2 separate regions of the Homo sapiens genome follow, and region 1 is linked to region 2. Evidence: chromatin loops called from intact Hi-C (ENCODE). Cell type or tissue: dorsolateral prefrontal cortex. All regions are shown on one strand. Links, peaks and the distances in the headings refer to the core of each region. The heading gives the core; the rest is flanking DNA. Region 1 has its middle 270 kb from the start of LINC01613. Region 2 holds the start of LOC107987122 (a long non-coding RNA gene).

The links. Peaks named below come from ENCODE experiments on the same cell type or tissue, not always from the same donor. Only the 100,000 strongest peaks of a DNase experiment are listed, where the experiment ranks them.
Region 1: it touches region 2 in a loop (2.8-fold over the local background); 3 of 110 quality-filtered maps call a loop at or near these places.

What each region holds. Positions count from the first base shown.
Region 1 is chr9:119,657,485-119,674,038 of GRCh38, reverse strand. No RefSeq gene overlaps it. Among named protein-coding and RNA genes, the nearest start is that of LINC01613, 270 kb to the left of the region's middle. In dorsolateral prefrontal cortex, for the core only: no CTCF peak of the experiment used is centred there; no DNase peak of the experiment used is centred there.
Region 2 is chr9:119,960,219-119,976,772 of GRCh38, reverse strand. LOC107987122 (a long non-coding RNA gene) reads left to right here and starts at 7,228. Exons shown (of 3, transcript XR_001746919.2): 1 at 7,228-7,679. LOC107987123 (a long non-coding RNA gene) reads right to left here and starts at 3,106. Exons shown (of 2, transcript XR_001746920.2): 1 at 2,923-3,106; 2 at 2,451-2,636. RefSeq lists enhancers at 7,911-8,411, 12,473-13,068, 13,069-13,666. In dorsolateral prefrontal cortex, for the core only: CTCF peaks have their summits at 7,280 and 7,482 (motif pointing right); a DNase peak (open chromatin) is centred at 7,482.

The DNA of each region.
Region 1 (16,554 bases), core at 5,390-13,389, 310 kb after region 2:
GGCTGACAGGGTGAAACCGCATCTCTACTAAAAATGCAAAAAAATTAGCTGGGCGTGATGGTGGCGCCTGTAATCCCAGCTACTTGGGAGGCTGAGGCAGGAGAATGGCCTGAACCCAGGAGGTGGAGCTTGCAGTGAGCCAAGATGGTATCACTGCACTCCAGCCTGGGTGACAGAGTGAGACTCCATCTCAAAAAGAAAAAATTTAATTGTGGAACCTTAGATTGCAATAATCATGACATCCACTTTGAGTAGGAATCTGTAGAAGAACTTCAAATGTATTAAATCTAATTCTTTCAAAAGCAAAGTTGTTTTATGTGGTGACTCTTATCTCACGAGAAAAGCCAGCCTCCTTTAATTACTTAGAGTTAAATCTCAAGAAACATTTAAAGTATACCTGTGTTAAAAACAAGAGGAAATTATATATTCTCACATAAATATATAGCCAGCATATGATATTTAACTCTTTAGAGAAGAAAACATCTCTTTTTTGTTCCCTGATGAATGAGTTGATTTTTACTTTGACACGTGCTAACTGGCCAGGTGTGCAGTGGGATAAATGAGACAATGTATATAAAACTCCTGGCATTATGAGTAAGTTCTCAAAAATACCAGTTCTATTTAATCTAGCCAACTCCTCCATCCTCCCACCCTGGAATCCGTGTCCTAAATATTTTTACTTTCTAGTTGTCCTGCAGTGGGAGCAACTTGAGTACTGAGAACTTCCACATCCGGGAAGAAGACATGTCCTTGGATCAGCATTAGAAACACCTGGGACCTTATTAAAAATGTAAATTTTAGGGCTCCACTCCAGACTTACTGAATCAGAAAATCTAGGGGTGAACCCCAGGAAACTGTGTTGTAATAAGCCTGCCAGGAAATTTTCGTGCATATTCAGGGTAGACAACTGCTGATCTACATTATGAAAACCCATTCTTTCCTTTGTATATTTTTTAAAGTTATAGGGTACGTTAGTCAAACACTGCATGTTCTCACTTATAAGTGGGAGCTGAACAATGAGAACAGATGGACACAGGGAGGGGAATAACAAACACTGGGGCCTGTCAGGGGTGGGGTTGGGGGAGGGAGAGCATTAGGAAAAGTAGCTAATGCTAATGCATGTTCGGCTTAACACCTAGGTGTTGGGTTGATGGGTGCAGCAAACCACCATGGCACATGTTTACCTATGTAACAAACCTGCACATCCTGCACATGTACCCCAGAACTTAAAATAAAAATACATATATATTTTAAATTATACGGTACAAGTGCAGTTTTGTTACGTGGATATATTGGGTAGTGGTGATGTCTGGGCTTTTAGTGTAACCCTCACTCAAATAGTGTACACTGTACCTCTTTAAAAATAGGTCTTTTTAGTGCACCCCTTTTCCCCCATCCCATATCAACTACTAAAACACCTTAAAAAAACCAAACTGGCAGTAACATTACTGAGCTTTGCAATGGCTGCTATAAGGCACTGAAGTCACGAAGGCTTCTTCTCCATGATTACACGTTTAAGAGAGCAGTTCATAGCATTCAGAACCACCTGGCAACCCACTGTTTTTTCTCTCCTACAGACTGCCAAGGAGGCAGTTATCACTCAGACCTACTGTGTTTTCATTAGCTCCTCTGGCCCCACAAAAATATGAACTGCAGTTTTAACACCATTTACTTTTCTTGGGACTTGGAGTCAGGAGAGGAGGAGAGGAGAAGGCAGAGAAATAACCTCTTTCTATGTAGCCAAATTTGTGTAATTCCTCAGGCACACTCTTCAGCCATATTTCAGCATAAACAATGCTTTCATCTCAACACACAGACAACTAAACACTGTTCTGATTGCCATTTATACCCCATGCCTCTAGCATGGTGTCAGGCACATAGTAGGTGCTCAATAAATACTTTTGAATAAAGGAATTGTACTATACTTTTAATTATTATCTTCAAGGAAAGACCAGAAGCACATGAAGAAGCTGGTAAAATTGTTCTTTTTTTGTTTTTTTGGTTTTTTTTCCTCAGGCAAGGTCTCACTCTGTTACCCAGGCTGGAGTGCAATGACATGATCTTGGCTCACTGCAGCCTTGACCTCCTGGGCTCAAGTAATCCTTCCTCCTCAGCCTCCTGAGTAGCTGGTACTACAGGCCTGTGCCACTATGCCTGGCTAATTTTTTTTTTTTCAGAGAAGCGTGTCTCACTATGTTGCCCAGGCTGGTCTCGAACTTTTGGACTCAAGTGATTCCCTCACCTCAGCCTCTCAAACTTCTAGAATTGCAGGTGCAAGCCACTGCCTGTAATCTTTTGAGAACAAAGAGATTCATCACCAGTAGCTGACCTCTTCAAACAAGTCAATTGCTTTTAATAAATTGAGCAGATGTCTATCCTCCAAATAAAATACCAATTCCTAAATAGAAATGTCAGCATAGAATTCCATTTGCCAAATGTTGATTTATATAACTTATTGTACCTTCATTCTGATAGAGGGAATTTTTTTTTAAAAGATGATTATTCATGGTTATTATTTTTAGGGGAACATAGTAGGTGTATATGGAGTACATGTGATATTGTGGTACAAGCATACAATGAGTAGCCATCACATCAGGGTAAATGGGGTATCCGTCACCTCATTTATCGTTTCCATGTGTTAGGAGCATTCCAATTCCACTCTTTTAGTTTCTTTAAAATATACAATAAATTATTGTTTACTATAGTAAACAATACTTGTACTATCAAATACTGTCTAACCATATTTTTGTACCCATTAAGTATCTTCACTTTCCCCACTCCTCCATGCAACCCTTCCCAGCCTCTGGTAACCACCCTTCTATTCTCTATTTCTATGGGTTCATTAAAAAACAAATTAGATCCCATGAATGAATGAGAACATGTGATATTTGTCTTTTTGTGCTTGACTTATTTCACTTAACAGAATGTTATCCAGTTTCATCCATGTTGTTGCAAATGACAGAATTTTATTCATTTTATGGCTGAATAATATTCCATTGTGTACATGTACCACATTTGTTTATTCATCAGTCTGTTGATGAGCACTTAGGTTGATTCCAAATCCTGGCTATTGTAAATCATGCTGCAATAAACAGGGGAGTGCAGATCTATCTTTGATATACTGATTTCCCATCTTTTGGGTATGTACCCAGTAGTAGGAATGCTGGATCATATGGTTGCTCTATTTTTAGTTTTTTGAAGACTTCCAAACTGTTCTCCATAGTAGTTGTACTAATTTGAATTCCCACCAACAGTGTATGAGGGTTCCCCTTTCTCCACATCCTCATCAGCATTTGTTATTGCCTGTCTTTTGGATAAAAGCAGTTCTAACTGGGATGAGATCATATCTCACTGTGGTTTTGATTGCATTTCTCTAATGGTTAGTGATGTTGAACATTTTTTTCATGTACTGGTTGGCCATTCTCATTTGAGAAATGTCTATTCAGATCTTTTATCCATTCTTAAATTGGATTATTGGATTTTTTCCTTTCGAGATATATGAGCTCCTTATATATTCTGGGTTTTAATCCCTTGTCAGATGGATAGTTTGCAAGAATTTTCTCCCATTCTGTGGGTTGTCTGTTAACTCTGTTGATTGTTTTCTTTGCTGTGTAGAAGCTTTTTAACTTGATGTGATCCTGTTTATCTATTTTTGCTTTGGTTGCCTGTGCTTTTGAGGTTTTACTCAAGAAATCTTTGCTTAGACCAATGTTCTGGAGAGCTTCCCCAGTGTTTTATTTTAGTACTTTCACAGTGATAGGTGTAATTTTATCAAAATGAAGAGTTTAACAAAGCAAGGAACTATAGATTCTGTTATCATAAGAATATGTTTTTTAGGTTCACTAAGAGCACAATTGTTTAGAAAATATAATCTCTCATATTTTAAAAAGAGGAAATGAGTAGAAATAAATGGAAACTTTTCTACCTTAAGGAGTAAAATAAAGCATCCAACACACACACACACACACACACACACACACACACACACACACACACATATACATACACATATACATACACACTTTTTTTTTTTTTTTAAGAGATAGCTGCTGGGATTGACTTTGTTGAGCAATTTAGAAATCATGTACATTCACAGTGGAGTCTCCAGTTGTGATGCCACCAAGCCCTTCTAGTTAGTGAGATGCCAAGGTTTTGAGACCCACTGCAGGAAGGCCCTGTGAGATGGGAAGAGTTTGCTTAAGAAGTCAGATAGGCACCAGTGTAAGTATAAGTAAATAAATGAAATTAGAGGAAACACTCCTAGGTACATTCTTGAGATGATGGGCTCACTCTTTACCCAGGACAGAGCAGATCAGCATTTTCCCTAAGTATATTCCTGGGAGAAGTTCATTCTTCTTGAAATAATCTGCAGCAAAAGAACTTCTGGTTGATTGGATTTGGGAGACTCTCCCCATGTTGGATAGCCACAACATGTGCATGTGCTTAATAAAAGCTTATAGAAGCTCTGCAGGAAAGACTTTTTCCTACCCAGTGATTTTCAAATGTAATCAATCAGTGAAACCCTTTGCATATGTACCACCAACTAATAGTCTGCAGAACTGGTTAAATCCACTGAACACACTTTGGCAAACAAACTATATCCTGGAGTCATTGATCTAAGTTAATATCCTTGGGAAAAAACCACTTGTACCTGGAAAAGTGATGGGATTACAGTTTCACCTGTTTGTATTCTTCACGCAGAGTCAGGGCTGCACCCTATCCTCTTTGTGTTTGGAATTTCAGAATCTATCTCACAGCACCTGACAAACTGTAGGTATGCAATAGAACTTGAGATGAGTTTGGTACGCATCGGTCATGAAACAGAGACCATGAACTCCTCCTCAGCACAGAGGGCAGGTATGTTTCCTGAGCTCTGGCTGCTGCTCCTCAAAATGGATTTATTTTAGAGAAGAGTGATTAAAATGGCCAAAGGGAAGAAAGGGATTAATTACATCTTCTGGAGGGAGAATAACACTTTGTTTCAGAATGGTGAAGATTTATAGGAAATAATGATTAATGAATTTGGACAGCACTGAACACCTACTTTGTGTGAAGCACTGGGAACAATATCTAGATGAATGTTTGAGTTCCTCCATTCTCTATCTCATGTGCTGCCCAGTGTCTATAAGATTGCCAAGATAACCGAACACTGCATGTTCTCACTCATAAGTGGGAGTTGAACAATGAGAACACATGGACGCAGTGGGGGAATATCACACACTGGGGCCTGTTGGGGAGTGGGGAGCTAGGGGAGGGATAGCATTAGGAGAAATACCTAATGTAGATGACGTGTTGGTGGGTGCAGCAAACCACCATGGCACGTGTATACCTGTGTAACAAACCTGCATGTTCTGCACATGTATCCCAGAACTTAAAGTATATTTAAAAAAAAGATTGTCAAGTTGAACGGAGAATCATGCTTCACATCTTATTTTATAAGCTTTGATTTAATAAAAGAAATAACTGCCACCATGTGTAATACACACATTGACTTTATTTCTCCAACAAATAGACCGAGAAAAAAAGGAGGTTCACTGGCAGTTCATAGCAGATAGGATTTGGGAAAAGAGTTCTGGTATTTTGCAATCATATCAGACAGAACTAACCTATTATCCTCTCTTTGTGGACTCATCAAAAACTAATCCTAAAATTAGAAAAAAACATGGAACAAGACTTATGTTCTTCCCACTATTTGTTTAACAATGGAAGCAATTGTAATGGTATACCCTCATTAAAACTTCCTGTTACCCATAAGTAAAAGACATACAAGGCTCTTCACTTAATTCTCAGAACCATTTCCTGTCTCTTCCCCTTTATGCAACTCTCTTTGCATCCAAGATTCATTGAGTTAACTCTATTTTCATTACAAGGGACACTCTTCTTTGTCTTAATGCATGGTGTATGCTTTGCTTGTAAAGCCCATGTGATAGTTAATATTGAGTGTCAACTTGATTGGATTGAAGGACGCAAAGTATTGTTCCTCCTGTGTCTGTGAGTGCATTGTCAAAGGTGATTAACATTTGAGTCAGTGGACTAGGAGAGGCAGACCCACCCTCAATCTGGGTGGGCACCATCTAATCAGCCGCCAGCACAGCTAGGATGAAAGCAGGCAGAGGAAAGTGTAAGGACTAGACTGGATAAGACTGGCCTCCAACTTTCTCTTGTGCTGGAGGCTTTGGACTCCAAGTTCTTCAGCTTTTGGACTCTTGGACTTACACCAGTGGTTTGCCAGGGGCTCTAGGGCCTTTGGCCTCAGATTCAGCCTCAGACTGAAGGCTGCACTGTCAGCTTCCCTACTTTTGAGGTTTTGGGACTTGGACTGGCTTCCTTGCTCCTCAGCCTGCAGACGGCCTATTGTGTGACTTCACCTTGTGGTTGTGTGAGTCAATACTCCTTAATAAACTCCTTTTCATAAGTACATCTGTCCTATTAGTCCTGTCCCTCTAGAGAACCCTGACTAATACAGCTCATCTGGTGAACTCCTCCTCAGTCTTCAAGACTTCACTCCAGTGCCCCCTCCTCTTCAAGTTGTATGTATTTTGTAAGACTCACACTCTTCTAGCTAGAGGGGATTTTCTCTTCTCCATCCTACTATAGTACTTTGCGTATATCTCCACTCAGGGGTCATCCCAAGCACTGACTCATTAGAATGGTTACTAACTCTTGATCTAGAATAGGGTCATGGTGACCTCTGCTGGACCCTGAAGTCTGAGGTGGGGAGAGGATAGGGTTGGCAGGGACAGTGGGTGACACTGGAGGCTACTGATGGGTTCCAGAAAGCGGGTATTTATAAAAGCATTTCAGTATTTTATCAACTTGTATGGTCATACCAGTGCTCACTATCTCAATATCAGCTCTGCTTCTACTGTTTCTCATCACATAGATTTAGAATTATTTACTTGTCTGCCTTCCCCATTAGACCAAGACAGAGACTTTGGGTCTTATTTATCTTTGTGTCTCCAGAGCCTAGCATGGCGCCTGGCATGGAGCAGGCCTATTGATCTCTGAGAAGAACTTAAGGGCTTTCCCTAATCAATCAAGAGGAAAAGCATTTCCCTCCACCTCAGCAGAGAAGGAGCCCTGAACTTGACTGGTCATATATAAACTCACTGATTGTGCTGGGATTGTTGTTGTTGTTTGTTTTGTTTTGTTTTAGGAAGACTTTCTTTTGCTATTTTTTTTTTTAAGACAGGGTCTCACTCTGTTGCCCAGACTGGAGTGCAGTGGCAAGATCTTGGCTCACTGCAACCTCCACCTCCTGGGTTCAAGCGATTCTCCTGCCTTAGCCTGCAGAGTAGCTGGAACTACAGGCATAAGCCACCACGTCTGGCTAATTTTTGTATTTTTAGTGGAGATGGGAGTTTTGCCATGTTGGCCAGGCTGGTCTTGAACTCCTGACCTCAGGTGATTCACCTGCCTCAGCCTCCCAAAGTGCTGGGATTACAGGCATGAGCCACCACACCCAGCCAATGTGATTTTTAAAAAATGAGTTATTATGGTGTTAGCTCACTGTTTAATTCAGCTTCCTAGTTATGGCAGGGGTGGGTTGGACCAACTTTTTCTTACCTCTTAGTGGTAAGATCCAAGGATTAGCTTCAACTGTTACAGGTAATGAAATAGAGTGGACCCCATAATCTGGTTTTATCTAAAACTCTTTAAGACTAATAAGATTAGGATAAAAGAAATTATTGGGTTTAGCTTCCTAGAGTTTTCAACATTGAGGTTTTGGGCTAGAGCCAGAGTTAACAGTAGTGTCACTTTGCTTTATATTTTATCAGACATTTTGTGATCATGGATTTGGTGCAGCATTTGAAGGTTCTCAAGTTTCCTGGTCATAATACCTGTTTCACACTACCTTAATAGCACCGAAATATTTCCCCAATATCTAACAAAAAATAATATATATTAAAGAAACAAAGGAAGAAAGGAAGGAAGGAAAGTAGGAAGGAAGAAGAAAAGGAAAAAAAAGGACAGGTTGAAGAAGGAAGTCATCTGTCAGGCATCAATGAGCTAATGGACAGACTGAAATGGGGGTGCCATCTGAGAGTGTTCTAACAGCCACTAAGCCAGGTCTGATTTTGGAAAACAATAAAATTTTTAGTGGTGAAAAAATAAATCTTGTTTTCTCTGAGAGACAGAATATTGGTATTCCTTTCAGAATCTAGGAGCTTTTAGTTCTGTTACAGGGTAGTGTTTTTTTCCCAAATAATATTTTCAACATCATAGCCCTTGGCTAACATTGACTGGCCCAGATATCTCATTTTCAGGTTGGCAATGCACCCCCTCCCATGCAGAGCTAAACGCAAGACTATTGAAGGGACATTGCACCACAAACCTGGTCCTGTGGTGTCCGGTTAATCTGTTTGCTTTGTAAGGTTGGCTGTGGGACATGGGAACGCCACAGTTTTGTGGAGCTGCTAACGAGCAGAATTCACTTGTTGAGTCAGTAATAGTGGACCAAAGGGGAAGAGAATCCAGGGATCTGACAGTGAACAGATGGTAAAGTTAGAGGCTGGATTTGTTCTTAAATAGTTTAAAGTTTAGCAGAAAAAGTAGCCAGACACATATGAAATTCAAGGTAGGAAGAGATAAAGAGTCACAGAAAAAAATTCAAATAATCTACTAGGGAAATTCCAAGAAGGGAAAGAGGGGCCTCATATCTTCAGAAGGTAGACAGTGAGATTGAAAAGGGAGTTCAGAAAGGTGGAAGCATTTGAATAGACTTAGGGGAGTAAAAGATACTGAAATAAGTGATTTTTTGGTGAAAAGGGCACCCTAGATGAAGGGAAAAGCATGAGCTAATGCATGAACTATGAAAAGTGTAAAATATGTTTAAAATGTTGTAATACGACTGTTTGAAGAGCGGGAGCTATTCTGAATGACTTTTTCTCAGAAGAGTGATAAGGTAAGAACTATATGTTGGAAAGTCTTCTTTAATTGTAGCCAATATATGCATCTAGAAACCAAGATGAATCTAAGGGAATTACTTTAAATAATGAGGAGATGATGGATCGATAGATTCATAGATACACAGATAGCCAATTACAATATAGAGAGGTGGAATATTGAGAAAAATGGTGGTTTGCCATAGTGTAGCAGAAAAAGCTGTGATTTGAGGAAATTTTTGTTTAAAATTACAGTTCATATTAACTTCTTGAGGTTTGGTTTTCTCATTAACAAAACAAGGATATTTTAAAAAAATGATTCTTAGGGTTATTTTGGGAATTTTGGTGTATGTTAAAGGATGAAACCCATAACATAGGTAATTAATACATTTTTGCTTAATCCCAGTCTAAATATCAGATGCTTAAAGTTTAGACATCAAGAATGTCAGCATTAGTAAGAGTTACATGAGAATTATTCAGCATCCAATTCATTCCATTCATTCTCTACAAACTAATTGAAGACAAAATGTTGAGTTTAGTTCTTCAAAGACTAAAAATATTTCATTAAAAAGACCACCTGAAGGAAGATACAGTTATTGAAGGCAAATAAACTCATGGGAAGAAGAGGCCGGCAAATCCCTTGGTTATGTCTGTACAGCCAAGATTAGGCAGCAGGCATACTTCTTTTTGAAATAACCAAACTTAGGCAACACCCAAGGGCCCATGACTCCATGATTAACATGATCTGTGGCCCTTTTAATATTATTCCAAATTTATTTGATGGGATGAGTCCACTTGATTCCATTTTCACATCCAGAATTGAAACTTCTGAGCTCTCAACCAACAAAGACCCAAATGCTTCTTTTCTTAATTAGTATAATGAGGCTTTTGGCTTCTGCTTTATGACAAGTAAGTGAATTTGCCCTTTTGGTGACATGTCCTTAAAGGAGTGATCTAAAGGCTTGTGCAACAATCCCTTCAAGGTAGAAGGCCATTAAAAACAGTTGTCCAACTATGAAATTGGTTATTGATTAATATCCCAACAAGAAGATCATTACATTATGAAAGAAAGGGAAGCAACATTTATGTTCTTGGCCACATCTTACTGAGGGCTTTAAATATAGAACATGTAGAATTATTGCTACTTGAGAAGAAGAATGATAGTTAGAATGTTCACATGCATTTAGGAGAACTAAATGGCCATCTCCAAGAATGGTCATCTGGAATTTAGATATGTAAGTGTGTATGTGCGTGTGAGCGTGTGTATAAAGTAACTAGTCCCATTCTGCCCTACTCTGGAGTTAGATCCTGACATTTATTTTAGTACCAAATTATTTTAGAACTTGAGTTTTTCCATCATTCTCTGCATCACCACAAAAATAGTATATCTGCCTGGGGTACATTGTGAAATGTTTTCTGGAACAAAGTTCTAACTTTTAGCAATAAAATGCATTGTGACCAAGAGGACTCTGTAGGAATTTCCATGACAGCACTGAAGAGGGAGTGAGCAGTGACCTTGTGGAATTAGGAAGACTTTTCCCAAGGTAGTAACATTGGAGCTGGGCTTTGACAACAAGTAGAAATTTGCCCAGGAAAGGGGACTAAAAGACATTTAAGTAAAGGAAATAGCATTATCTAACAGATAGGTGCAAAAGATGAGGGTGTTACAATACAAAAAGAACCTGAGTACAAACAGCTAAGAAACTTAATGTCATCTTGGTGGTGAAGGGAGACCTTCCTTTGTAGAAGAAAGTCAGGCAAGGAGTAGTGAGAGAGTTAGATTGCAGACAGAGGAACTAGCAGATGGGGAAGGGTCAAGGAGAAGTCATCTTGTCTGAGAAAGGGAAATTCTGTCAGCTAGCCTGAAGCATGCTATGCAGAAAAGTGAATGATGCAGGATGAGCTGAGAACAGTAGCTAAATGATCATGAAAGGTCTTGCAAACCCTATTGAATAATTTGGATTTTGTGTTAAAGGCAATTAAAAATCATTAAAGAATTTTAAGCAGACAGATATGATCGAAGATACGTGATTAAGAAAAATACTCTGGTTGTAAGGACAATGGATCAGAGTGAACAGAGACTAGGGGTGGGTTGACCAGTCAAGAAACCCTCTGAGTAATCCTATGAGGTGAGTGATGAGGAATTGGAATAGATGATGAGAGTGAGATGGAGCAACGTGAAATATGGAGGTGGAAGCAACAGAATTTGTATGCATATGGCACAGAAGAGCCTGCTGTGTATGGGGAATGTCAAATGGCTCATTATGGATTGAAAACAGGGTCTATGAGGGTTTGAGAGGGGAGATGAACTTGCGAAGGCAAGTTGGAATCAGACTATAAAAGGCTTTGAATGTTCTGAGGAGTTTGGCCTTATCATCAGGATTTATGAGCTATGCTCTCTAACTTCCTGTGTCTTGGTAACCTAAACTGTTCTAAACATCTATTATAGGCTTCCAATTTCATTAGCATTTTAACACATTACTACATTTTCATCCTTGAGCGGCCAAGCATAGTTATATCTTCATATTGGAGAGTAAGTCATCATCAGACAATCCAATACTTTCCACTCCATAAGGTTATTTTCTCGACATTTCCCATTGTGTAATCACCAGCTATCTGCACAGTTCATGTTGAGGTTTCACTTACCCACACTGGCAATTTCCATATTGTATCACTGCACAATAGAGCACTCAACGTGGGATTACAGAGTGTCGGAGCTGCAGGTGATCACTGAGAACAGTCTAGTCCAATCTCTTTATTTTATAGTTGGGGTTCAGAGACTTGAAATGATTGGTGCAGGAAAATGCAACTATGCAGGTTCAGGTAAGATTCATTTGAACCTTTCTCCCAGCCACAATTCCTGGGAAAGACAATGTGTGCTAGGCCCTACTTGGGTCAGCTGTCGCACCTTTGTCTATCTGGGACCATGGAATAATAATTCTGGCTGAATAATCTTTGGGAAGTTTCCTACCAATCTACTTTGTCGCCCACCTTTCTGCTCAAAGTACATAGCTTTCAAACTATTCTCCACTCTCTAGTGTTGGGGAAATTTTAAGTGAGCCATTGAACCCTTTGGGGAGAGTATGAGCAGAGTCCTTGAGAAGTAACAATGGTCATCAATATTTAGTAGGGCTCTAGAAGTGCCAGCCACTGAACTAAGTGCTTTTAGCTGCGATTAACACATATATTTCTTATAACCACCCTACGAAGTAGGTACTATTATTTATCCACTTTATAATGTCGATACTAAGGCATTACCAATCTGCACAGTGTGAAATTGTGATTACATGGTGGTGCCAGAATTTGCACCTAGGCAGTTGGATAATCCAGCCTTATACACTCTTCACACCACACAATAGTGCTGATAACCACTATGCAACAAAGCATTTAAAGCTGAAATGGTGATGCCATCTCATCACACATTTGTATAAACATTTGCATTGCCAGCTAATTTCTTGATTTTAGAAGCTTATTAGAGCAATATTTATTATCTCCAATATTTCTGCATTGGAATAGTTGACTTCTATGAGCTTGCAATAATAAATGGACAATCTTGTGGAGTTGGGGCTGGGTGACTGTGCCTGGGTCATTTAGAAGCCAAAGAGATGAAAGTAGCCTGCAATAAAAGAGGAAAGTGAAGCTAATCTGAAGCTGTGACCTAAGGGAGAGAAGTGGCCCTAATTTCTGATGGCTTTTCAGTCTGTGAGTACACTCCTTTGTGAAGGCCAGTTGAAATTTATCTTCCTAGCTTCTGTGGGCTACCTTGGTATCCTGCCTCTTTGTTCTAGAAACTTTCACCAACTCATCCACAACATTCTCATTTCAGAACAGTGGAGTCACATGGGACCAAAATTGGCATCAGGAGCCTTTCTTAGTGATGTAGAAAAGGGACTAGTTCTCAGAAAAGGGATTTTGAATCGGAGCATCCCTCAGATGTATCTATCACACAGCATACATAGTGACTGTCCCACCTCACATAAGAGTAGAAGCGGAAAAGCACTGACATTTAGCTTACTGCCAACTGCTGCTGGAAACACAGATATGGATAATTTATCTACGAATAACATTAAAAAGGCAGGCTTTCTCTTGAGGCAATACTCTGGAAATGAGGGAGATGTATAATAATATTAGTCAATTATCCTTCATATCAGTGAAGTATTTTTTGATTTTTTTTCAGGCATTGCTGTCTTTCACAATGATCTTATAATATAGTATTTTTATTTTACGCGCAAAGGCTTATAAAGATGAAGTAACCATTCAAAAGACATGCAAATATTGGGAATAATAAATACTATCCTAATAAGCTTCAAATATCAGCAAATTGATAGGCAATGCCAATGTGAATGCAAATGTGTAATGACAACGGTATTTCAGTTTTGGATACTTTGTTCCTGGGAATTAGTATCATGGTAAATTTTCTCCCTGCTTTATTTGTGAAGATCAAATAGCCCTTTATATTACTATATTAACTTCTAATCTGTTTTTATCCAGGGAAATAGAGTTAGTAGATTGGAAGTAGATGCTTTAGGAAGTCACATCATTCGTGGTCTAGCCATGACTGCCAGCATTCCAATCCTATCTAGTAATTCATTACCTCCAGATATTATGCCCATTAGATAGGAACAACAATAACTGAATATGTACAGGGTATTTGTTTTGTGCCAGTCACTCTTCTTGAGTTCTTTATGTGTCTCAAGCTGATCTAATCCCCTTACCTCTGAAATTGTCCTTTCAAATTCCTCCTGAGGGCCATCTAGTACTCCTTATCTATGCCTCACAATCTCCTCTATATCTATTATCCGTTTTACTGATACACTGTAATTATACATTTTTATGGGGTGTAACTTGATGTTTCAAAGCATATACATGTTGTATCATGATCAAATCAGGGTATTTAGAGTATCTATCATCACATGCATTTACCATTTACTTGTGGTAATATATCTATTATTTCATTTTGAAGCATACTGCTCTCACCCTCTTGCCTTACTTGAAATGTGTCTGCCCTGGAGGTGTTGTGTCTCCTACAGCCCTATGGGGAGGCAGTTTTTCTCTCCTATGTGACATACTCCCAGACCAGTAGTTGGAGCAGCTGGATTTCTTCCACGTATTGCTCCTTCTCTGCCTTTTGCAACAGTTTGTGTTCTTTAAGATACACAAACTGCTTTCTGTTTTCTTATTGTTGTTGTCCACCAACATTCTCATCATTCTTCAATTGACTTCTTGGGTCACAGTCTACCTGTCTATGCCTTTGTCTATACTCATTCTTGGAAATGTCAAAAAGCCACGTGGCCAACTCATCTAGCATTCACAATGATCTCTGTTTCTTTACCACCTTACTTCACATGAACTTTTCTTCCATTCCACCTCAGCCACTTACTTGCATGGCCATACTTTAGATCCACATCATTTAAAACCACCCTATCTTCACAATCTCCCTTGCAAATATCCAGTTTCCATGACTCTCAGTTCATTGACCCCACCACTTTAACTTTCCATCAACACCTCCCCCACTTTGTTCTTTCCTCATCACACTTGGATTCTGCAGGTCATCGTTACACCCAAAATATCATAAAAGCCCTCAATGCTGGTGTTCCTCACTCCTTCATATTATTTCACATCCAGATGGAACTCATCATAAATACCTCTTAAGTGCCTGTGCACAGGCATTTGACAAATTCTAGAAGAAACCTCAGTCCTCAAACCTCAAAGGTGACACAAATCCTGGACCAGAACCCTCCTACATTTCTCTGGTCGTCTTGCTTCTGAAGACATGGAGATCACTACGTTCAGCCTTCTATTCTTTGAGATATGGTCACCATCCGCTCCTTCTCAAGTTCATCAATACTTCATTAATAAAGGACACAACCTCCACCAAATATATAAGCCTGCATTTGTCCTTTCTCCTTGCCTCCTGCTACAACCAAGGAAGGCTTTTCTTTTTTCATGTCAGAGGTACATCCTTCCACAACGGTCTCTGATTCAACCTCCTCTCACTTCCTCACTTCTTTCTGTCTCTTTACCCACCTTGCTCCTGTATTATCAACCTCTCCTTCCTAGAGATCTCTTCTCTCCCCATACAAACATACTCTGCCATTTTGTCTCTCAGTTCACTTTCTTCCTGAGTTCTGTATCTCTCACTAGTTACCAGCTTACTTCATATCTTACCATTCACCAACTTCAGAAAATGTTTCTACTCATGTCAACTCTCCTTGAACTCCCAAGCACTCCTCAATCCACTGCAATCTGGCTTTTCCCCAACAGTCCACCAAATCTGCTCTTGTCAAGGTCAATACTAATAACCTCAATTTTGTCAAATCTAATGGTCATTTTTTTTCTGTTCCTATCTTATTAAATGTCTTAGCACCTTTAATCAAAGTTGTTCACTTTGTTCTTGAAATAATACCTTTTCTCTCTTTCTGGCTGTTCTTTCTTGATTTTCTTTGTGTGGTTTATTCCTTCTATCTGATGTGTAAATGCAGGAAATTCCCAGGGTCCATCCTCCTTCCTTCTCCATACACCTCCCTTTGAAAAAGTTATCCAAGGGCCGGGTGCAGTGGCTCATGCCTGTAATCCCAGCACTTTGGGAGCCCGAGGCAGGTGGATCACGAGGTCAGGAGTTCAAGACCAGTCTGGCCCATACAGGGAAACCCCGTCTCTACTGAAAAGACAAAAATTAGCAGAGCATGGTCATGGGTGCCTGTAGTCCCAGCTACCCAGGAGGCTGAGGCAGGAGAATCACTTGAACCTGGGAGGTGGAGGTTGTGGTGAGCCGAGATTGCACCATTGCACTCCAACCTGGGTAACAAGAGTGAAACTCCATCTCAAAAAAAAAAAAAAAAAAAAAAAAAGGAAAAGAAAAAAAGAAAAAGCTATCCATTTTAATTTCTTTAAATACCATCTGTATGCTAATAACTCCTAAATGCAAAACTCCAGCACAAATTGCTCCTTGAATTTGCTCCAGATTTATATATCTGTCTACCTGATGTGTCTTTTTTACATGTCCGAAAACTGAATAATCTTGTTCTTTCTCTGTCTTCCCATCTTATTAAATGTCACTACTACCATCCAGTTGCTGAAATCCAAAACCTTAAAGTTATGCTTGACTCTGCTTTCTCCTTAACACTCAAATACTTATCAAGTTTTCTGTCACTTCTACTTATAAAAGGATTTCAGGTCTTTCCTGCATGCTATCCCAGGCCTCCATCATCTCTCTCTTGGACCACTGCAATGGACTCTCCTACTCTGATCTTTATCTAATCCCTTCCTCATAGAATGGTCAGAGGATTACTTTAGATACATAAGCATACCAAGTCAGTCTTCTACTTTAAATGCTTCAGTGGCCTCTCTTCATATTTAAAATAAAGCTTACCACCTTCCACCCTACATAATCTGGCCTCCAATGACTTATCTCACATTATCTTGTGCATTTCCTCTCACTTCTAGACCACAGAGAAAGGGCTGGGCCCCAGAATAAATTGCAGGGTGTCTACCTAGCAAAGGTGAACTCTTTTGTTATTCCTCTTCACTAATCTTTGTTCATTTTCATCATAGTACTTATAAGTTATAATCATAAATTAAACATTTGTTTATCTCCTTCATGTTTTCCCTCTCATTAAATTGTAAGCTCCATGACTGCAGGGTTTATGTTTGTTTTTGTCACTAAGAC
Region 2 (16,554 bases), core at 3,056-11,055:
GTTCTGGGTCTAAGTCATCTGAATCTTCAGTGTAGATTAGGACCCCTACCATTCATCACACACAGCAGGAAGACCACATGAAGACACAGGGAGAGGATAACCATCTATAAACCAAGGAGAAAGGCCTCAGAATGAAACCAATTATGCCAACGCCTTGATTTTGTACTTTTAGCCCCAAAACTGTGAAAAAGTAAATTTATGTTGCTTAAGACACTCAGCCTACGGTACTTTTTCATGGCAGCCATAGCAAACTAAGGCACACAGCCTCTGCTACCTTTCTAAGTTAAATCAAGGAGCTATCTGGAGCTGAGACCTTCAATAGGAAGCACTCTCAGAGCCAACCCACAAAAGGCTTCAAGGTCTCTGGCATGGGGAGGAGAAGGAGCCTTAGAACTTTATGGCAACTGAAAGAATGCTGATGTTTCACCTTCATGGGCTGTTTAGAACCTACGCTCATGTTCTTAGGAGTTGCCACCAAAACTATGGTGGTAGAAAGTCAGACATTGTCATGCCCAGTCTAGTCTGGCAGTGCATGGCAAGCATTTGAAATTCACCCTCCTTCTCTCTGGAATTCTGAGGGAAGTTAGTACAAAGATCAATAGACAAATGAGAAGTCGAGTTTGACTTTTTTTAAAGTGAAGTGATTCTTCATAACCTGGTGCAAAGCACTGGTAAAAACTGAAGAACGTGGAAGAGGTCCTCACACAGGAGGCTTGAGGAAGCTTTTCTCCAGTTGCCCTGGATCTCTATTTCTGTCATACTTCATTATCTGCATCCAGAAAATTGATGACTGGGGTTAGGGTTAGGGAAGAAAGACCAGTTGGAAGCATAAGACACATGAGCACATTTCCCCTAAAGTGTGGATGTGCTAAGCTGGTCCAACTGCCTAGCCCTTGCCTGGGGCAGTAACCCTGGCCAGGCTGCCAACATGGAAGAAAAGGCCACAGTAAGGAGGTGACTGGGGATTGAGTGCTTTTCAGAGCCTTGGTGCTTTCAGCAGTTCATGAAGCAGGAAATAAGATTAAATAGGAAATAGGCCTTCTGCATGTGAATGCAAGTGAAATATTGGAGAAGAGGGCAGGCTTTTCACATGCTGGGACCTATGCCAGTCATTAGTGAAACATGGTCCAGAACTTCAGGTCCTGCCACTCAGATGAATGCGTCAGTCCTCCTTTGGGTTGAGTTAGCAAAGGGTGGCAGGGAGCCTATTCATGCTCCTTCATTACGGGCCATGGCAGCCTAGGCTGATGTCCTGTCCATGACATAACTGACCTGTCAAGGTTACAGAGAGAATGTGACATCCCCCTTTCTGAATAAACATGCTCAAGATCCACTCTCCTACTGACCCCCTCTTTTCTATCTCTATTGCCATTAACTTCCATGCCCAAGTCCAAAATGATGGTGGGAAGATGGGCCCTGGGCTGTGAGGGCTGGTTAGGTAACTGCTCCACTTACATGTTGTGCTCCCACCTCAAGGCCTGGATGAGAGAGGTGTGAAATCTAGCAGCGCATTTCAAGCCCACATGATTCAAAATATGTTTCCTATTTTTAAATTGGGTTTATTTATATATTCAACAGTTACTTTTTATAAATAGAAATAGAATAGCAATGAAAATCTTCTTCTCTTTTTATATCTTCACAGATTCCTTAAAGTTATGGCCCTGGATTCTCCCATTTCAATGGCATTGCTCTGGCCAACGGGTCAGATGGGGCAGTGCATTTGCCTTTTCCTAGGCCTATGGCACAGTTGCTAGTTATACTTTCAGCCCATGGAGATCATGTTGGCTTTGAGAAATTTCTCTTGTGAAAAGTCGTACTAAGTTTATATTCTTTGAACTTGAGAAGGTGAGGAGTGAGGACTTGGATCGGATCAGCATTCTACTCACTCACGGTTAATGCAATGTCCCATTCAATGTCAATTGCAGCATCACTGCTAAAGTCTCTCAGGGAGGCCAGGTGTGGTAACTCACACCTGTAATCCCAACACTTTGGGAGGCCGAGGCGGGCAGATCACTTGAGCCTGGGAGTTCATGACCAGCGTGGCCAACATGGTGAAACCCCATCACTACTAAAAATACAAAAATTAGCTGGACATGGTGGTGGGCTCCTGTAATCCCAGCCACTCAGGAGGCTGAGGCAGGAGAATCGCTTGAACCCAGGAGGTGGAGGTTGCAGTGAGCCAAGATCACACCATTGCATTCCAGCCTGGGAGGCAGAGTGAGACTCCGTTTCAAAAAAAAAAAAAGGTCTCTCAGGGAATTTCATGCACTGAGCTCCCACAGGGCCCAATGTTACCAAGGCAGGCCAGATCCAGACTCCATGGGCCTTACATTCTGTGTATCACGGATCTACCCAGGAATGTGGACTCAGCCATTCAATGTCATTAAAGTCAAAGACATTCTATCCTATCCTGTTACTGTGAAAGAAATTGAAGACACACAATAAGAGCATTTGACTTGGTGCATATCAGGGATTTATTCAACAAGTCCGAACTCTGTGCCAGGAGAGCAGTACAGTGTGGAACTAGAGTTGAGGCTTTGGAATCGGTCCTGTGTTTGGAGACTGGACTCACCACAAATGGGTTGAGTAAACATTGGCAAGCTGTTTCACTTCTTTGAACTCCAGTTTGCTCATCTCTGAAAGGGGACACAAAAATGCTAGCTTTGTTGCATTGTTTCTAATATGAAATAAGGAAGTATAAGCAGGGTGGCTTGTGCTCAATAAATGTTGGCCTTGTCTCCTTGTACTTCCATCAGCACCATGCTGGGAAGTGCATTAGAACAACTATCTTGAAGGAGCTCACAGTGTGGACATAAGTTGTGGGAGGTCAGGTACAAGTTTTCTCTAGTTCTCTGTTGTATCCTTAGGTCTCAGCACTATATGTGTCCCACAGTCCACACTTGACAAGTATTTGTTGCTTACCAACTCAATATACATGGATTTCAGGAACATAAATCTGAGGCAGAACATGATCCACCTCTTGGGAGTAGTCAGGACAGCAAATGGCAGTGACTGCATTCGTACTGGAGTTTTGATGATGACCAGGATCTAGGAAGAGGGAACAGCATTACAAAGACGCAGATGGCAAGGAACAGCACACTGAGTGATAATGTTGGGGCATAAAGTAAAAGGTGACAGAGAAGGGGTGATGGGAGATGAGGCTGGAGCAGTAGGCAGGGGCCAGGGCATCGAGGACTTTGAACTTGACTCTGTGCATTTCAAGCCCACATGATTGAAATCATTCAGTGGTTCTGTGGGAACCACTGAAGGGCTTTGTTCAGAGGTGTAGCGTGGTCATACTTGCATTTTGGAAAGATCACCTGGGATGAATGGGGAGACACAAAAGTAGAGGCAAGGAAACCAGTTAGGAGACTGTTGCCATGAGCTTGGGAGGCAGTAACCATTAAGATCATGACGATGTGCAAGGAAGGGAATATCTAAGGGTAGTTGAAGCTGTGCAGATTATAGGACTCAGTTGTCACTTGGTGGCTGGTGCAAGTCCTGGGGCCTACAACCTACTTGGAAACAAAAGGGTAACCTTTGGATTCTATCCCCACTCAGTAGGATGGGAGGCCTCTTGCATTTCCTAATGAGGGCGGGGTAACGCACTGCCCTGCTGGAGGTTCCTTCCCAGAGGTGTCTGTTAAGGGCAGAGGGATCGCTGTGCCATCTCTTTATTCACCAGGGCTGTCAATCTGGAAAACAAAGGTGTTGTCAAACTGCCTTATTGAGAAGTAGTTTAAATTAACCTTGACAGGTAGATTAATAAATAATAAGGCCTGAATAGCTTATAAAAAAATCAATTACACTATAAATTTTAGAAGAGCACGTGCTCAGCTCCAACCTAGTGAAGCTGCAGCATTCTTGAACCAAATGTGCCCAAACTCAATTCCAGGCAATTTTATTTTTTGGGAGATTAGACAGGATGCATTCAGTGGGGCAGATTACTGTACATTCTGGAATGGCTAAGGGATATTTAGTGGGTGAGGATGATTTGTAGAAAACAAGATAATTTACTCTCATTCGCCTACCTGTAATGTGTAGCACGTGATTCTGGCATGTCTCTCTTTGCATAATAATTCTGCTTTGCCTGGGCTGGAAGGAACCCAAGGGTCATGTGACCTAGTAATTCTCAAACCTTCCAGACTAATATTTTGTGATGCTACCTTTATTATCCTGAAATGGGATTCATAAATTATATAACCCACCTAGACATCTCATTTTAAAAATCTATATAATGCCCAAACTGCAAAGTCAATGAAAAATAAAAAGCAAAGTAATTTATAATAAAATAATATGTATGTTGATAAGTGAATGAGTGGATGTGACTAGACTGGAAGACATAATAGCAGACAGATGATTGCTTGATAGTTACTGAAATGGATGTGTGGAATTGGCCACCCAAATACACGAACAGCATGGCCTTTCGAGTTGTAATTTTCTGAAACAGTAGCTATCTGAACAAACAAGCACAATTTCTTCTGGATTTGCATGATACCGGCATCCAGGAAAATTCAGTGTATATACATGTATGTTACAATCATGCAAAAATGCTTTCTCTATGTGTGAAATGGAACTAGGATCTAGACCCAGATAATTACAACGTAGACTTTTCATTTATATGTCAGGTGAAACATCCCAAAATTGAGTGGGGTGTGGTCGAGTTCTTCATTGGCTCGGTCTTCTCTTTTGCCGCAGGCTGTCTAGCATCCAAACTCCAGTGGAATCCCTTCTATCTGTTGTGACAACCAAAACTGCCCTGGAACTATCTAAATCATTCTTTAGAGGTACAGTTGCCCATACTGAGATCAATAGTTCTTATTTAACCTCCTCATGGTTTGGATGGAGATACAAAAAGCCACGAAGGGGAAGAACTTGTTCCTGGTAAAGGGAGGTTGGAACCCAGGTCTCATGTCTGCTGGCTCAGTGCTGTCCCACTGGCCTGACTCTCCTGCAAAGTTGGTCCTCCTGCAAATGTCTTCGAAAGCTGGTCTATAGAGAGATCCTTTTGTTCAATGGAGGTTCAGCCCTTAACCTGGCCAGTGTGAATTCTGGGCTTCTGTACTGTGTGTATATTCTTAAAGTGAGATGCATCTGCAGTTTAACATTTTTTGTGCCTATTTTCTAATCATTCTCAGCAAAGGTGTGTAAAGGACTGAGGATAACACTGTATGCCTTGTGATCTACAGAGCATTGGAAACACTTTCTGCATCAACATTTCTTCCCACCGACTGGCTAGGATGCCTAGAATTTCCCCATACCTTTGAGTAAAGCCATTTAAAGTTTCCTTTAAAATGCAAACACTTTTGATTTACTCACATGAATTCTTCAGTGACCTCTTAGGTCCTCAGTTGCTTTATCTATATAATAGGGATAACACACCTACTTCATAACTGTTATGAAGATTAAATGTGATTAATGAATAAAATTAAAACACTTGTGATAGAGTAAGTGGCAAAACCTTGTTTATCTTCCGACCTCTTCACAAAGAGGTCTGGTGGGTATAAGGCGCACATACTGCTACTCATTCCCACCAATCTCAAGGCAGACATCACCAATTTATTTCAGCACTCTTATGCATGGACACCAACACGGCCTTGGGTAACTTCTCGGATTAGAACTCCAGGCAGCCAAGACTAATTGGAATCAGCACAGGAATTGAAAGCTTTCTTTATCTTTGCTTTAGCTAATTGCTGGACATTAACTCCCTTTATGTTAATGAGAGATGAGATAATCCCTCAGCTACCAGAGCCTGGAGGGACAGAGAAAGTTTTATGGAGAAGCAAAAGATGACAGAGAAAGAAGAAGGGAAGGTACATCAGAATGTCCAAGAACAGGGCACTGAGCTGCTGGCACACAGCATAAGCCCTGCCTTCAGAAGTTAATAAGCCACACGCAAGGCACCTAGCATGCGCCTGTCACACATGGGTGCTCAATATCCAATGGTCCTCTTCCTGCTTGTTTGCTTCCCTCACTGTTTGGTCAGGTCTCCGAACTAAGGCACCTTGCTGCCATATTGCCCATAGAGTTCAACCCAACTTTAATGATAATCAAGAACCATTGGGCTGAGCGCGGTGGCTGGGTGTAATCCCAGCACTTTGGGAGGCCAAGGCGGGCGGATCACGAGGTCAGGAGATGGAGACCATCCTGGCTAACATGGTGAAACCCCTTCTCAACTAAAAAAAAAAAAAAAAAGCCAGGGGTGGTGGCGGGTGCTTGTAGTCCTAGCTACTCGGGAGGCTGAGGCAGGAGAATGGCATGAACCCGGGAGGTGGAGCTTGCATTGAGCCGAGATTGTGCCACTGCACTCCAGCCTGGGCGACAGAGTGGAGACTCTGTCTCAAAAAACAAAAAAAACAAAACAAAAAAAAACAAAAACAGAATCATTGGCCAGGTGTGGTGGCTCACACTTGTAATCCCAGCACTTTGGGAGGCCGAGGTGGGTGGGTCACAAGGTCAGGAGATCGAGACCATCCTGGTCAACATGGTGAAACCCCATCTCTACTAAAAATACAAAAAATTAGATGGGCGTGGTGGCGTGTGCCTGTAATCCCAGCTACTCGGGAGGCCGAGGCAGGAGAATCGCTTGAACTAGGGAGTCGGAGGTTCCAGTGAGCCGAGATCGTGCCACTGCACTCCAGCCTGGCAACAGAGTGAGACTCCATCTAAAAAAATAAAATAAAATAAAATAAAATAAACCATTAACATTTACCAAGCATTTATCACGAGCATTTATCACGTATCAGAAATCCTTCTCAGTACTTTCTATAGATTATGTTAACTTAGCCTCCTAATATCCTCGTGAGGTGGATACTATGATATTTCCCATTTTACAGATAAATAACAAAGGGCCCAGAGAAGTTAAGTTATGCTCCAGCTAGCCAGTAGTGGAGCTGGGATCTGAACCTATAGGCTTCTGCTGTTGAGGACAGTGGGATCATGCTGCCTTCCTGCACCACTGTGAGCCTGGCCCTGTGCCGGTGATAGGAGGTGAAGGGCATAGTCCTTGACATCAAGGGGCTTTTGTTCTGGCAGTAGAGGCTGGTGGTGAGCCATCCTTGGAAGGTTTCTGGGGGTGACTGGTCAGAAAAGGAGGAGCTGCGGTCAAGCAGGTGAGGTGTTGGAGGCTGAGATCCGGGTGTCAATGTTCAAAGTTTGAATTTGTACTCTATTGAGGCAAGGGGTAACCCAGGGGTATAAGAACTGAAGACACTAGAAATACTGCATTCTCTATTTCTAAAAGTCAAAGACTGTGTGATTCTAAGACTCCACCCCTATAGCTTAGAGAGTTAATTTTTCTATAATTTCATAATTCCTACATGCTAGAATTAAAAGGTTCTATGATCTCACATTTCATTTTATTATAGAATCCACCCACAGAGCCAGAAGCAGGCTTCCCCGCATCCCCTTTGGTTATGTTTGGGAATCACTGCGGCTTTCCTTGCCTTCTGGCTGTTGCCGCTGTTGCCCTCTAGATGGCGCCCAGCCTTCTGAGCAATAGTGCAGGACACCGGCCCGGAGACTGCACAGCTCCAGAGAGCTTCGAGGGCCAAGTCTGCAGTTTGGTTGCTTCCTCCTGAAATCAACGTGGGAGTCTTAAAAGCACGGGGAGAATAGTCTACTCAGCAGGGAGCATTTCGGGATGATGCAGCCATTCATAGGAAGCATGGAGAGGCTTGGTAAGTGTCATGCCAAACAAGCACCCTGAAAGAGGATTGTCATCACTGCTTTGCAAATGAGGAAGCTGAGGCGCGGAGCGGTGAGGTAACTTGGTTCAGGCCCCAGAGTTAGTAAATGGTAGAGCAGGTCTCAAGCCCACCTCTCTTCTAGTCCGGCTTTTCACTGCAGAGGCTGCCTCCAGAAGGACACTAGGAAAGGAGTGGGGAACATAACATGGCCCCTGGCAGCCAGTGCTGTGGTGCGGAGGGCCCATGGGTCCTAAGGGCCCAGAGGAGGCAGCCCCCCTGTGGCCCCAGCTCACCAGGGGGGCTCACTAGGACCACTGCAACTTCTTCTCCAGGAGTCTTCCTGCCTTCTGGCAGTTCCTCCTCTGCACCAGTTGGCGACCTCTTTGTGATGCAATCTGACCACTTCACTCGTTCCTTAGAATCCTTCAGCAGCTTCCCATTGCCTATGCATTTCAAAATGTCTGCCTTGAAATTTAAGCCTCTATGGTCATGGACCCCCCCATATCTGCAACCTCTTTTCATACACTTTATCTACTCTTCAACCATGATCAGCTTTTGGCTTCCTCCTTTGCTTTAAGGACCCTTGTGATTATATATTAGACCCACCTGAATAATTGAGGCTAATCTGCCCATTTCAGAGCCAGCTGACTGGCAACCCTGATTCCATCTGCAACCTTAATCCCCACTTCCTGTGGAAGGCAATGTATTCACAGCTTCTGGTGATTAAGACTTGGACATCTCTAGGAGGACATTATTATGCCTAGCACCTGTTCCATGTTCTCTCTGGCCTGCATACTTTTGCCTAAAATGCCATTTCCCCCTTCCACAACTGGAAAACTCCTATTCTTTCTTAAGGATTTAGCTCCAGTGTTGCCTCCCTTGTGAATTCTCTCCTGAGAGCAGTTAGATGCTCCTCCCTCTTTTGGGTTCCTACATTACCTTGTGTGTGCGTGTGCACGTGTGCGTGCATGTGTATAACACTTCTCAGACTGTAATTTTACTATTTGTTCTCTTGATCGTGAGCTCCCGACAAGAGTAACCTGATTTACTCAGCTCTGTTTACTCAGTACCTGTTTACTGCCTGATACAGTGTTTGTGTTCAAGAAAAGTTTATTGAGTAGGAGAATGAATATAGTGAAAGCTGGAAGTTGGGAAGCCTGCTATATTTTAATTTAATTTTTCAATTTTAATTACGAATTTTGGACATCCCCTTTCTGGGACTCAGTTCTCCCACCCTGTAGAATTCATGTCAGGAATTAGAGGAACTTGGTCTCAGTTATGATTAGGCACAGCTGAGAGTGCTTACAGAGTAGCTTAAATGGGGTGAAAGCTTATTTCTTGTTCACTTGAAAGTCCACGGCTGCTAGTGGCTGGACTTGTTGCCCATGAAAGAAACCAGGAAGAGCAATTCTAAAGAGATGTCCAATAACAAAGTATCATTCTTCTAGCATTGAAGTCATCAGCCTGGTGGCTGAGATCTTTCCAAGTTTCCAGATCTTTTACCTGAGGTGGTGTGGAGGCAAGGGATGATTAGATTGACAACTAATCTCAACCCTTACCTGCCACTTACCTCCCAATCAAGTGGTGGTCATACCATTGGTCATGTGATAGCACCCAGCTCTTTCCAATTCATCCCTCCACCATCTCTATGATGTGCCCTTTGACTTCAAGGTCCAAGGAGAAACTCTAGCCATCATATCCATGTTTGTCACAGAATTATGGAGGAAGGCAGGGAGGAAAGGGCAGACGATACCCAACAAACAACTGTATCTTCAGAGAGGTTTGTGAAAGTTTCCACTCAACACCTGTGTTTGCGTCCATTCACTAGAATTAAGTCACATGGCCACACCTAGCTGCAAGGGAAGCTGAAGAATGTACCCTCTATTCTGGGCAGCTAGATTCTGTTGTTATGAAACAAGGGGAGCATGGATATTAGGGGGCCCTCTAGCAGCCTCTGCCGTAAGCTGTAATTTTCCAAGGATTAAGAAGGTGAAGAGGGGCATGCTGGCATCTTTGATGTATCATGACTCATCCTAAAGAAGTTTAGTAGTAACAGGAATGCAGTGAATCTGGAGGAAGGCAAAGGCCTTTACCTTAAGGCTGGGTGACTTTGATTGGACAGCTATTTGCATATCTACCTTTCTTCCATCCTCTCCATCTTAGCTAATTGATCTGGGATACAGCACTTGCATTAAAAAACTGAGTTTACCGATCTCGGAGCTAGTTACAGCCTGTAAATTGGGTCACTTTACACTCTGGCTTGTCTGGGACCATCCTGGTTTATGCCTGTTGTCCTGTGTAATGATCCAGAATGCCTCTCCCCTTCTCAGAAGTGTCCCAGTTTGAATGAAAAATTATATAGTCACTTGCCTATAAACAGTGTAGCATACTGGAAGAGAAGGGAAATAGTGATTTATATTTGACTCCCAGGAATATGAAATCTAGAATTCAGGCTTTTTTTAAGGTTTGGGCCAGTGGAAAGGTAGAGGACATGGAATCAAGATATAAGATATTGGGAATATCAGTCCTCACAGGATGAAGAGCCTCATGAGTAATAGCATCCACTGACTTTCAGAAATATATATAAGGTTCTATCCACCTGTCTCAAAAACTCTTCTTCAGCATAGCTTTTTATGACCATCCAACTGAAAGTGGCCTCCCCCACCTCCATTCCTTCTTGTTCTCTTACCTGGTTTTGCTTAATATGTAGCACTTTTCAATATTTGAACTTGTTTCTTCATCAGATTACATGTTTATTTTATGTTTCTTCCCATAGCTTCTGCCACTAAGAATCTAAACTTCCTATGATCACAGGACTTGTTATCACCTTCACTTTTGTGTCCTACTGTGTAGGACATATTATATTAATATATGATTAACCTATGGGTGGATGATTGGGTGAATGTGGGTGGTTAAGATAGTTTTTTGGAAGGTGGAAAGGTGAAAAAATCAGGAAGAGATTGGAAAGGTGGAAGGTGGCAGGTGGAAAAATCGGGAAGAGATTTAGAAGTCACTCAAAATTGGGAAGAGATTTAGAAGTCGCTAAAATTAATACTTATACAATGTTTACATAAACTTTTTCTGCATTGGACTGGGATGAGCCTTGGTGTGATCTCTAAGACACGGGATAGACCACATTGGCAACAAAATCCACAAAGGCTTTGCCAGTCAGAAGGGCCAGAGCATCATGGGGAGGTGGATTCTGGTGGTTGTAACACATGCCACTCATTTTCTGTTCTGCCAATGCTATTGCATTAGTTTCCTGGGGCTGCTATAAATAAAGTACAAACTGGGTGGCTCAAAACAACAGAAATTAATTCTTATAGTTCTGAAGGTTAGAAGTCCAAAATCAAGGTGCCTGTGGGGCCATTCTCCTCCTGAGGGCTCTAGGGGACAATCTTTCCTTGCCTCTTTCTAGCTTTGGTGGTTGCTGGCAATACTTGCTCTTCCTTGGTTGAAAACACATCACTGTAATCTCTGCCTCCATCATCATATGGCATTCTTTCTGCACATATCTCTGTGACCAAATTTTCCTCTTTTTATAAGGACACCAGTCACTGGAGTAGGGTCTACCCTACTGCAGTATAACCTCATCTTATATTGATTGCATTTGCAAAAATCCTATTTCCAAATAAGATCACATTCACAAATATCAGGGGTTAGGACTTCAACATATCTTTTTTGGGAATGCAGTTCAAGCCACAACAGCTATGGCACTGATGGGATTAAAGAGGTGTGAATCTTCCTTCTTTTTCTTGCTCATCCGCCATCCTAGTAAAGGGATCCTAAGCATTTTCAAAATCAGGCTCAATCCATTTGGCCCTGAGCAAGTGCACAGACTTTTCATTTTCTCACAGGCCCCCTCTCTGGGTTATCAATAAAAAGTAATCCTATGCTGCAAACTCTTTGCCCATAAGAGAAACCAGGAAAAGCAATTCCAAAGAGATGTCCAATAACAAAGTATCCTCATAGCATTAAAGTCATCAGTCTGGTAGCTGAGATCTCTCTAAGTTTCCAGGTCTTTTACCTGAGGTGGTGTGGAGACAGGGGGATGATTGACCTCTAAGAATCTCAGCCTTGCCTGGTGCAGTGGCTCATGCCTGTAATCCCAGCACTTTGGGAGGCTGAGGCGGGCAGATCATGAGGTCAGGAGTTCAAGACCAGCCTGGCCAACATGGTGAAACCCTGTCTCTACTAAAAATTAAAAAAAAATTAGCTGGGTATGGTGGTGCATGCCTGTAATCCCAGCAACTTGGGAGGCAGAGGCAGGAGAATTGCTTGAACTGGGGCGGTGGAGGTTGCAGTGAGCTGAGATTGTACTACTGCACTCTAGCCTGGGCGACAGAGTGAGACTTTGTCTTGGGGAAAAAAAAAAAAAAAAAAAAAAGAAAAGAAAAAAGAATCTCAGCCTTTGCGCTGCAAATTAAGTGTTGTTCATACCATTATGCATGTTATGGTCCAGAAAGAGTCTTCTTTCAGGGGAGAGAGGCAAAGACGTTGAAGAATATGGTGAGATGTCAGGTGACCCAGTTCTTCTACTGACAGAGGGGGACTGTCTCTCTGAGCCTGGATTTTCTAATCTCTAAAGTGTGCAAATGAACTTCTGTTATTTTACTCCCAAGTTTGCTCTGAAGATTGATTATGAGAATAGATATAGATAAGCTTTAATAACTTCAAAATTCTTCTCTGTATGTCAGTTGTAAATGTTAAGACAGCAGGAAAATGGCCAATGGCTTTTAAATTCTTTTTGAAGTATATTCTTGCACAATTTGTTTTTTTAGGATCTGAGGCTCAGAGAGGTTAAGTCATTATACAGAGGTAGCACAGCACTTAGTTGGCACAGGAGAATCACGCTGCCTCCTGTTTCTTCTTGGGTTTTTGGTCTTGGCTGTTTGTCCCCTCCAAGTATGACAATTGAGCTGGCATTGTGCTCTCCCCTTTAGCCCTTGTCTCCCCCACCTGCCTTCTCCCATACTCCCCTGGGAAAGTGCTGAGGACTAGCAGGAGGCTTTGCTTTCCAGGCAGCAAGGCTTTCATGAGTTAATGGGAAATCTGTTTGTGGTTTTCTTCGTCACAGCATGAGGGAGGAAGTGGCACGTCTGGAATGTGAAGCAGCCTGAGGCTGTGAGCAGGGATCCAAATGCTGCCCAGCCCGAGGGGAGGCAGCCAGGGTCTGAAGCTGCAGCCAGCAGCCCGGACCAAGGTGAATGTTCTTGGGGTCACACACCCAAGGAAGAAGATCTCAAGTCACTGACTGTGTGTGTGTTCACTGCCTTGTCTGGTTTCATCCTGACTCCTGTGATGCTTGTCTGCTTCTCCATGTGCCCACAGGTTTTAGAGTTTTCAAAACATTTTCACACTCTGTATTTCATGTAATCCTCACAATAAGCCCACAAAGAAGTTGGATTAATTCTCCCCATTTTGTAGATGGAGAAACTGAGACCCCACATGAAAAGAGACTTGCTTAGGTCACATAGGAGAGCTGGGAGCATCCAGAGCTTTCTTTGCCACACCACACCACAGATTATGCTACAGCTCCCATGGCTTTTCCGTGGGTGTCCTGCAAGCCAATCAAGAACAGGCTTCCTTGTCCTCTCACATCACCCAGCCTCGTGGCCCAGGAGCCCTGCTCTCTGGTTGGTCGCTTCACCTCTCTATCAAGATCAGTGTCCTGAGTTTCCCAGTCTGCGTTAGCCACCTCTCCCCTTCTCTCAACCAGGCACCAGCAATCTTAATTAGTTACAGATACAGAATTCTTCTCAACTTGTGTTATTCCTGCTTTTGAAACTAGAGATTAAATTGCTTGAGAACAAATTCTTATCTAATCATGTGATGAGGCATTTTCCCAATGCGCCTAGTTTAGGTCTGAGAACATGGTAGATGATCAGTAAAGATCTGGAGATGGGCAATAATAGTAATGGCTTTTTATTAAATACTTATAACAGCATGGGAGGGAGATGCTAAGATGCAAGAAAGAATCCAGCGGAGGGTGCAATGGTTAAAGGAAAGCAAAGAACTGCCTTCTTGTTGTAAATAACCTCACAAAGGTCTAAGAAAGAGCATTCAGGAAAAGCCAGGTGCCTCACTTAGGCTGTCATATTTAATCCTTAGAAGCATGTAATGAAAATGCTATTGTTCCCATTTTAGAGGGGGAAAAACTGAGTTTCAAAGAGGCTAAGCAACTTGCCCAAGGCCTTATGGGTTGAGCAGGCAGGATCAGAAGTTAGACTCAGTTCTGTTGGATTTCAAAGCATTTCCCAGAAAAATTTCCTAGGTATCAGTTTAGGAACAATGCCTTGCACATAGTAGGTGCTTAATCAATGCCTATTAACCAATGTTGACCTTTATAGTCATTCTTAGAGAGACTTGACAGCTGGTGGAACCAGGTTTATTCGTGTTTATACTCCCAGCTCCTGACACATACTGAGCCCTCCATAAACTCAAGCTGTAGCTGAGGAAGCCTAGACTCCAGGAAAAAGCTACAGATGGTGTGGCCCAGGCTTGGACCCAATGCCCACCCTCTTTGTCCTGCAGGGTGCTGCCACAGATTTATAGAAAGAGATGGAGCTGAGAAGATGGTACCTGTGGACACAGGGGGTTGGGAGGCAGGACTGTATTTCATCTCAGCATTTATATTTCCCCAGAGTGGATCCCACTGCATTTCAGGACCAGTGCAAAGTACTTAATTGAAATCCGTAATTCCAGCCCTCATTAATAACCAATCTCGGCAAGCAGAGAGCTCCACGACCATTAATGATGAGCACGATGCAGACGCAGGTCTTTAGAGGGGAACAGCAAGTCCCCAGTTCATTTTACAGTTGATTAGAGTGAGTTAAACTTTGCCCTGCTTGTAAGTTGTATATTAAAATTAAGAAGTTGGCAATATGTGAAGTTATCAAAATACCACAGGTGCATTGGCGGGCCTCCAGCCGGCATCGCTCATCCTAAACAGCGTGGTGACCCCTCAGAAATGGGTCTGGGACACCATGGCACAAGATGGATAATTCAATTGAACCTAATCAGTCCCAGGGAAACGAGAGACCTTCATCAACTGTCTGCAGATGCACAAGGATCCTAGTCCGCAGGCGCGCTGGCCACAGCGGCCCCTGCTGGCAGAATCCTCCCCTTCCGTGGGTGTGATGGGAAGGATCTCTGGACTCAAATCTTGGGATCCTGGATTCTCTATTACCGACGTGCAGTGTGGCCTAGGGCAAGGTTTCCTCTTTCTCCGGTCCTCTGTTTTGCCATCTGTACAATGAGATAACTAGGCTCCATGATGTCAGACTGTCTGTAATCGGACATATTGCTCCCCAATCCATTTTTGTGGGAGTGCTGTTCCTGAGACCTTGCGGGAGATCATTGACAGCAAGTGGACAGTTCTTTGCTTTCCCTCAATCATCGCCCACCCTGTGGACTCTTTTCTTCTTTCCCATCCCCCTTCCCAGCTGTCATATTCTAGAATCTCTTCACACCCGACGATTTGCATTTCAAAAATATGTTCACATCTTGGACACTTTGTTCTTGCTCATTTAACCATCTTTGGATACCTCTTTCATTCTTTAGACATCAACTCTACCTGGGAGGCTTCTATTCACCCTTCAATACCCTTCATAAATATGCTGTCTGGTTACTTTAATGCTCCTGGGACAGTGAAAAGAGTGTGCAGTGTGGAGTCCAGGTTTGAGTTCTGCTCCTAACACTTATCTGTGACTTTGAGCCAGTCATCAAGCCTTATAGAACCTCAAATTCATTAATACGTGTTCACTGATTTAATTAATTTTAAATCGGCACATAAAAATTGTATGTGTTTATCACATACATGTATCACGTACATGATGTTTTAAAATATGTATACATTGTGGAATAGTTAAATTGAACTAATTATCACATACATTAGCTCATATACTTAACATTCTTTGTGATGAGACCACTTAAAATCTATTCTGAGCGATTTTCAAGACTACAATATATTGTTATTAACAATAGTTGCTATGGTATACAATAGATCTCAAACATATTTCTCTTGTCTAACTGAAATTTTGTATCATTTGACCAACATCTTCCCAATCAATCTCCTTACCCTCCAGCCATTTTCACCTATTAGAGAACTCGATACACATTAGAAGATCAAAAATTATCTCCTTTCTTGGCATCTAAGACAGAGTTAACTTCTTCTTCTATACCTAGGGTTGGCAAAACTTTCCTGTAAGGAGCCAGGTGATAAACACTTAGGCATCATGGGCTATAAGGTCTTGTTACAACAACACAAGTCTACATTTGTAGTGTGAAAGCTGCCATAGACAATATATAAATGAATGGGTGTGGCTGTGTTCCAGTAAAACTTTATTTATAAAAAGAGATAGTGGGCTGTATTTGGCCAGTGGGCTGTAATTTGCCAGCCTCTGCTCTATGACATCTTGGGCAAAGACTCAGCACACTGAATAGCACCTGATAGCTTATGTGTCAGTCTCTCCTGCTAGACTGTGCCTTCCTTAATGAGGGATTGCTTTATTGTTCTTTGCTTCTCTCGGACCAGACCCATGCATTATACCATTTAATTCTCTCAGCAATACTGTAAGTTAGAAACAAGTATATCCCTACTTTCTAGATGAGAATACAGAGGCAGAGAGAGTTAAATAATTTCGTTGGTAAATGGTGAAAGCAGGCTAGCCCCACAGTTCAAATCTCAACCATGACTCCACAGTAACTGGGACATGAAGATCTGACTGTCATTGGCTAACTGAGCATTGACGCCAGTAATGGCATAATTCTCCTGCCCTGCGTTTATGGGCCTGGTTTTCAGGACCTAGAAACAGGATTTACCATTGTCCCAAAGCAGCATTTATTGTGCATCTGTCCCTGTTAA